2 separate regions of the Homo sapiens genome follow, and region 1 is linked to region 2. Evidence: chromatin contacts called from ENCODE Hi-C or POLR2A ChIA-PET data. All regions are on one chromosome and are shown on one strand. Each heading gives the region's core, a stretch centred on a gene start or an enhancer-like site at or near the end of the contact. The rest is flanking DNA. Distances are from core to core; before and after follow the strand shown. Region 1 overlaps PTPN13 (protein tyrosine phosphatase non-receptor type 13). Region 2 has its middle 45 kb from the start of MIR4452.

What was found. A loop is a pair of places that touch in the nucleus more often than their neighbours do. ChIA-PET counts read pairs that join two places held with the same protein, here RNA polymerase II (POLR2A). Pooled maps may share reads with other maps.
Region 1: a loop to region 2 is called in a map of K562, with 3 times the contacts of the local background. The contact joins two enhancer-like sites. A Hi-C loop is called at or near these places in 3 of 168 maps with a recorded cell type or tissue (GM12878, K562 and endothelial cell of umbilical vein), 2 of 37 single-sample maps with no recorded cell type and 4 of 50 pooled maps. POLR2A ChIA-PET finds 5 or more read pairs at or near these places in 1 of 52 experiments (WTC11).

What each region holds. Positions count from the first base shown.
Region 1 is chr4:86,814,928-86,818,648 of GRCh38, reverse strand. It overlaps PTPN13 (protein tyrosine phosphatase non-receptor type 13), which reads right to left. Exons shown (of 48, transcript NM_080683.3): 48 at 3,488-3,721. Among named protein-coding and RNA genes, the nearest start is that of SLC10A6, 33 kb to the left of the region's middle. Within about 2 kb of position 2,024, at least 5 of the 41 ENCODE cell types and tissues checked have a DNase peak (open chromatin) inside an H3K27ac peak, as active enhancers do.
Region 2 is chr4:86,495,646-86,499,177 of GRCh38, reverse strand. It overlaps a transcript of MAPK10 not described here. Among named protein-coding and RNA genes, the nearest start is that of MIR4452, 45 kb to the left of the region's middle. RefSeq lists an enhancer at 395-504. Within about 2 kb of position 2,282, at least 4 of the 41 ENCODE cell types and tissues checked have a DNase peak (open chromatin) inside an H3K27ac peak, as active enhancers do.

The sequences.
Region 1 (3,721 bases), core at 775-3,274, 320 kb before region 2:
TGTCCTTATGAACAGAATCAAGATATTGTTCATAGCTAGACAGCAACACATCTAGCTAAAAATAACTTTCTTGAAGCTAGAGATGGGCATCTGACAGATTTTGCTAAGACAGAAGGAAAAGTCTGCCCTTGACTTCTGGGAAATTTTGCTTTCTTGCCCTAGTACTGTTTGACCCATTTTCCTTGCCAATTCTTGTTTCTTTTCTGGAATGTGGATATAATAGCTGGAGCTGTGGCAGCCACTTCCAGGCCAAGGAAAGGCCAAGGATATTTATAGCGCTGTTGACATTCTTGAGCTATAGAATTAACTGCCTACTTCTGAGCAACTGCCTTCTGAGCTTGGTTTCTTAAGGAAAGAAAATAAACTCTAAGCCCTCTAGAATTTGTGAAAGGAAAATAAAAACTTGGGACCCCAATTCACTCCGCCAAAAGGAAAAAAATGAAGCTGAAAGCTGAGTCATGCAAGAAACTGCATTTCCTTTTGTTCCTAAGCAGATAGCTACAGATAAAAGGTTAAATATCTCCACAGGTAGTTACTCTACGTTCACCTTATCTATGTGCTGAGTGCAAGATAAATACATAACTATTTCCCTATCTGCTCCTTTTCTCCTGCAACATGTGGGTTCAGTGATGTGACCATACCCCTCTTCTTTCCCCTCCAGCTCACTTTTCTCCTTTAAATATTGAAACCCTCAAATTCATCTTTGGAGAAAGGCACAGACCACAGACTATTTCTGTGATTCCATGTCATTTCTTCCAGGCATGTCCTTCACCTTGGCAAAATAAACTTCTAAATTGAGACATGTCTCACATACTTATTGATTTACAACTTGTAGGCCTGTTTGGTTGCTTTTGCTTACTTGCAGTCAAATATAATCCCAAATTGATACAGTAAAGTTTCGATTGGCTTTAAAATATTATGCAGGTCAGCCTATAATTTATTACATTTATCTCTACCATTACAATGTTTCTGAATTATGAATATTTCTGAATTATGTAAAATGGAAAGCCTATCATTATCAAGGTGTCTGTATCTGGAAGATAGGTGTATTAAGCTGTTTTTTAAATTTATTGGATTATCACATTACATATAGATAACTAGTCCTTTTTAAACCAAAAAATCTGGCAGGCTATCTGGGACCACTGATGTAAAAGAATCTTTTCTCAACAGCTGTTTATTTCCTGTTTGCCATAATAATTCAGAATTATCTCTACTAATGACATGCACTGAAGTTTTGATTTTGGGATAAAATTGTTTCTAATTCTGCAATGCTCAGGACTACACTAAGATACTCAATCTTTTAGAATAATAACGAGTTCAGTTTTGTAAATATATTCTACTACAATATGTGCTTCCCCTTCTATAGCATAGAGTTGTCACTGGCAATCATTTGGCCAGTTCTTGCTGATGGAATGAGTGACAGCAATGTGTTTTGCATGTAAGCCTGGCTCGTAAAACCTCTCCATAGGCAATCCTTCGTGGGGAATGGAGGCGATTCTCAACCTTGGAAGCTATGTGTTGATTACAGTACTTTCATCAGCCCGGGCTAAAAACTGAGCCAAGTAGATCTGATTGCCAAGCTGTTCACTTTTCCAGAACTGTTAGATAAACTAGAAATAAACTATTACGTTTAAGCCATTCCATATCTTCAGTTTATATTTTCTAGCACTTAGCTAATACAAGCTGTGTTAAGAGCTGAATTGTACTTATTCATTAATTTGAGATGAGTGTTTCCATGTGCCACCCCAGCTGCGTGGCCTCACCTTGCTTTCTAACCAGACTGGCCCTTGCAAGTGGCTCATACCATTCCATGCTGGTGCAGCCAGATCCCAGCTGAGGGCAGTAACATATTTACCATCATGAAGTTTCCATTCATAGGTCATAAAGCTAAATCTGCATTTTCTTCCCCCCATTCCATTTCCTAGTGACATTCGTTCCAGAAAAAGCAACCTCCAGCTCCACCCTCTCCCATCTATGTTGACTTCAGATGCGAGCTAATCACCTCCAGCTGTACTGGCCCCCAGCGCTCTGCTGGCCTAGTTTCACATGCCAGTGCAGGAAAACAAGGCCTCATGATTCCAACTCTTTCAGAAAAGAGATTTCCAAATGTCATTTAAAGCAATAGAAACCTTTTTTTCAAATGAAATCTCCGGCTACAACCCAATCTATAATACTCTTCTGATTGAAGTGGGAATGGTAAAGCTTCTCTTGCCATATTCAGAGCCAATTCTGAGGTAGGACCCAAGCCTCTTATCTGCTGGGGCTTTAGCTAGTTACTGTGGGGCTTTATGTTTATTGATACTGTCTTCTGCCTTCAAATAGCCCCAGATTCTCGGGAATAGGTCCCAGCAAATTGCTGCACTTAAGTTTGGAAATTCAAGTCAACTAGCTCAGAACTGGTGCAGTCTTATGAGGATGAGCCAAGCAATTTCCTGGGTCTTAGAATGGTGTTGAGGCAGAAAAGAGTCTAGAGACAGGAAGCCCAAGGCCTTCTTGTAATTGGACTAAGAGGAAAACCCCACCTTTCCAGGACCAAGTAATGAGGGGCCAAATGCCCATGCCTCTCTGAACCTCCCCTCCCCTATGTCACAAATGGGTATGTCTGTAATTGGTCCATTCTGAAACTTTCATTTGCTTATACATCACAGGCAGGATGCCTCTGATTGGTTCTGGGCAGAATCCTGCCTCTGATTGGTCCTGGGCTGAATTCTTCATTTGTGTAGGGTGTAACCTATCAGAGGCCTCTAAAGGGTACTTAGGGGTGTTACCATGCTCTTGTAATTCAATAAAAGCCCAGGAACATTATAATCAGGGCTCTTGAGCCATGTGCTCAAGCCCACTTCCACTCTGTGGAGTGTACTTTCACTTCAAAACATCTATGCTTTAATCTTCCACTGCTTTGTCTGAGCATTTTGTTCAATTCTTTGTTCAACATGCCAAGAACCTGGACAACTCATGGTCAAGAACATCCATCCAGTTACAGTGTCGTGGCTGAATGGAGAAATACTGTTAGAATTAGAATTTAGTGAAATGAATTTAGTACTGAGAACAGAGAACCATTAAGCTAAAGCAGCTTTGAAGTCAATCTCTTTTCCTTCCTGTTTGCAGAACCAAATATACCCCCGCCCCCCAGGTAGTTTGATATGTTTTCTTTGATTAGCCCTTGGTCAGTTGAGTACTGTGGCTAGGACTTGAAAATATTCTGATTTATATATAAATTGGGCTCAATAAGTGGGCAACATTCACAAAGAGGTAGAAGGAAGAAAGACTGAATTTCTGAGCTACTGTTAAGCCAGTACATGACCCCCACATCAGTATTTAGTGAAGATCTATCAGGATCTCTGACAACACCTCTACTCTCCATGGCTGTCATGACTGAGGCCAACTAGGGAGATGGAAAGTGGTGTCTAGAGGTCCTTGTCTTCCCAGGGGCCTAGGTGTTGTTGAAAAATAACACACTGAAAATGTCTAATTTGTCTGCACACAGTTTTGGCTTGTTCATGTTTTAAGGTGTGTTTTTATTTACAAAGTGAGATAATGATTACAAACAGATGATGCAGTAACAAACAGATAACTGATAACTCCATTTTCATGAAAAAGTATATAAATATATTACAGGAAATTCTATATAGTAAACATTAGAAATTGATACAGTAAACATTTGCTACTTTTTTCTATGCCAATATTACTGTCATTTAAAGCTTAAATACTGGTTTCAAGT
Region 2 (3,532 bases), core at 1,033-3,532:
CATACTCCTTACTCCCCAGACACTGATTTTGGGAGGAGTTTGAAAGCATAGTAATGGCTTACTTGCTTGAAAGAAGTATTTCATTTAACACAATTGTAATCGCAAAAGGATGTGAATATTAACTTATGATTCTCTATAATTGGATGTGGCTTTTAAAAAGCAAATGATCCATTCCACATTTGAACTAAACCTATGGTCAGGTGAGCTTTAAGAAGAGAGGTTAATTTGGAGACACAGTCTGAAACAGTGCATGTTTCAGTACTTCACAAATATTAAGAACTTTGTTATTTTACTTTCTTTGAGTGCCACTTTGGTGTTCCACAACTACATCTATACAGATAAACAAGGGTCTGAAGGAAAGGAAAAGGGCTGTTAAGGTTAGCTATAAATGATGTTTGGCGATTAGGGTCCCTCTAGTGGTAGCTAGCTTAAATACGCTTAGGCAGCAACAGAGTGGTGTACCCTACATATTTGTGGTGGTGACCCACGGTTTATAAAGCCACCTCAATTTAATTCTAAATTCTTATTATAGCAGTGCTGTTATGAGTCAACTCTCACTAAAAATTTTTAGTATTTTGTTTTCTTAATGTAGATTTGGGAGCTTGTGGATAATTGTCTTAATGATCCTAGTCTCCTTTGTTTCTGTGTGTGTGGACTTCCACTTTCTTCTTATCTAAAAGCCACAACCAGTCACTTTTCAGGGCACTCAGTTTGATGAAGTTTTAAGAGTCTCCAAAATGATGGCTCTGTTGTTACTCCTTGTGTTTGGCATATAACTAGAGTTAGATAAAATAATCAAACCGATGAAGATCAAAATGTCAGGTTTATTATCAATAAAAGTGATATTGAAGAATGTGGCTCAGTTGTGTGGTAACAGTAGGTTTCCTAGGACTGCACCAGAAATAGCCATTTTTCTGGTTGCCTGCCAGGCCTTGCTCTGCAGGGTTAGTCCCTTTTACATAAAGTGACACATAATTTGTTGTGCAAACCAAGACACTTTTGAGAGTCGAAGGGATGAAATGCCAGGACTGTCCTGAAAACTGTGGCATAAGGCCACTGACTTTTATCTCATGACAGCAGCCAAAACAGAAAGCACATTGTCTTCAGGCAGACAGATCCCTGAGAGAAAGGGCAGAAAGGAGCTTAGCTCAGCATGCTCAGTTGCTTCTCCCTAACACACCAATTAGATAAATAAATTCTTTACCCTTGAAGAGAAGTAAGGGATGGTCCAAGAAGCCAGTTGTGCTCATGGAAAATCCATCCATAGATTCCATAGTGGTATGGAATGGAGGGTTTTCTAATCAACCCTGCTCCTAATATTTGCACAGCCAGAGTGGGGTGCTCTAGGCATAGGGACTGAGGAGTGGAGTGCAAGTGCTGATTGTTAGCGTATCTTCTCAACTTCATATTTAATGATATGATGCTTGCTTGGTACACTCGAAATTGGCCATGGTGGGAGTTTTGGCAAACTACAAACCAGGGCTTTCTTTCCTCCTTTCCAGAAGAGCTGGTTGTTAAAAAATCATCAGCACACCACTTAGCCCTGGACAGATTTTATTTCTGCTGGGTTTTATGGCTTAGACTTGCCACTGCCCCCACCAGCTGGGAAAGATGTCTGTGATCAGTGATCATAGGTACATTTGTTATTGCCATGAAAAACTCCAACCTCAGCACCTTCTATATGCCTCATAGGGCTGCACTCCATTGGTCCTACTTCCCATGGCCTCAACAGCTGCAGTGTAGTGTGTGCTCTGAGTCTTCTGACCTGGCAGAGCCAAGGAGCCTGAGGATAGGTTTTCCATTTGGCACTGAGACTGGCCATTCAGTGCATGCCCGCATAGTTCCTTGCCAAGTCTACGGAAATGGAAAGCATAAGTGTGACTTTGATGCTTTTAGAATCTTCCAGGCATTGACAATGAGAAACAGGATTGTTCATAGGGGAAGTGAAATTCCTGACAATAGCCTCATCAGTAGAACCATAAAGTACCTGAGTTTTAGAAGTTAGAAGCACTGAATTTGAGTCCTGTTTATGTGAAATATAACTAAACTTTGTAAACAAATTTTTATTGTTTGGAGTGTTGGTTTCTTATAAAGCAGGAAAAATACTCTCCCATAAAAATAAAGTTTTGAGGATAGAATGAAATAGCATGTGAAAATGAGTTATAAATCTTAAAGAGCTAGGTTAATGTAAAGCATAAGCATTATAAGGAATGTGCATATTTTGTGGCAAAAGAGAGATTAGTTAGTGCCGACATTTTAGCTAATTATTTGCAGGATGGGAGGCAGAACTGGATTATCTGGATTATCTATAAAGCTGACTAAGCGTGTGCTTAGCCCTCCAGCAAAGGAGTATTGAGTAATGTTTTTTGTTGGGTGGGGGGGGAATTAAATATTTCTCCTCTAACTCACCAGAAAAAATTAATTGTCATCGGAAAATAGAAATTTGTTGGATTTCTTTATGCTTGTTTTATAGTTTATTGCTTTAAAATTGTAATTTGTAAGGGAGTTGGGGTACTGCATTCTTAAAAAGCACTTAGAATCTCTAAAAAAACTTAACCTAGTCACCATGACATAGTCCCCTTGTATTCTTGTACCTTTCAATGCCTTGAAAAGATCTGGGGTGAAGGAGGACTTCAGGGGTACCTGTTGTATCATGTACTTTGTATAGGCCACAAAAGGGCTGTATTTTTCCTTTGCATTATAGGCAGATTCCAAATACAAAATTAATTTAGTGTGAAGCTTCCTAGTAAAACACAAAATAAATGATATGTAATATTGAATAAGAACTATGTTTGATATTTTAAAAAGAACTTAAAAATGGAAATCTTCCAGGTTCAGGCCAATTTTTTATGTTTGGGTTTTTCAAATGCATATTGGCCTCCCTCTAGTGGTAGCTGAGGCAAACTGAACCAAAACCCGGGGCACAAAGCTCGTCTCTGAATCAAAAATAGAGTTTTCAACATCTAAGTCTCTATTTTAATGGCTGGAAAGCATGTAGCTAATATCAGGTTTTGCATTATTTAGATCCTTGGGTTAATTTGAAGTTGTTGTCCCTATAGCATTTGGGCTTTTTTGAACTTTTCTTGTGTTTATTTTTGGTTAATGGAGTGTGTATGTTGTTTTCCACAAAAATGAAGCCCTTTGTTCACTTTTAAATTTCAAATTTTTGATGTTTATGTAATATCTTCTGGCATGAATTATAGAAAAAATGTGTTAATAAGTTTTTGGTAAAACTTGAGATTATTCTTATAGTTTTTTTGGGTAAAAATTAATATATGCAAAAAAATTCAGCCTGGATCCGATGATGACTCTAGATTTAGCTAGCAATTTTCAGAAAACCCAAAGGATGGACAAACATGTTAAAATACCAAGGAGATGTAATCAGTCAGTCAAACTCAGACTGAGAAAGTTCATAGGACATAAAAGCACATTTTTTCAACAAATACATTGCAAGAGGGGGAAAAAGGGAGAGGAAAATGGAACATGAAAATTAAAAGATATTTAAAATACAATAATAATTTACCATATCTCA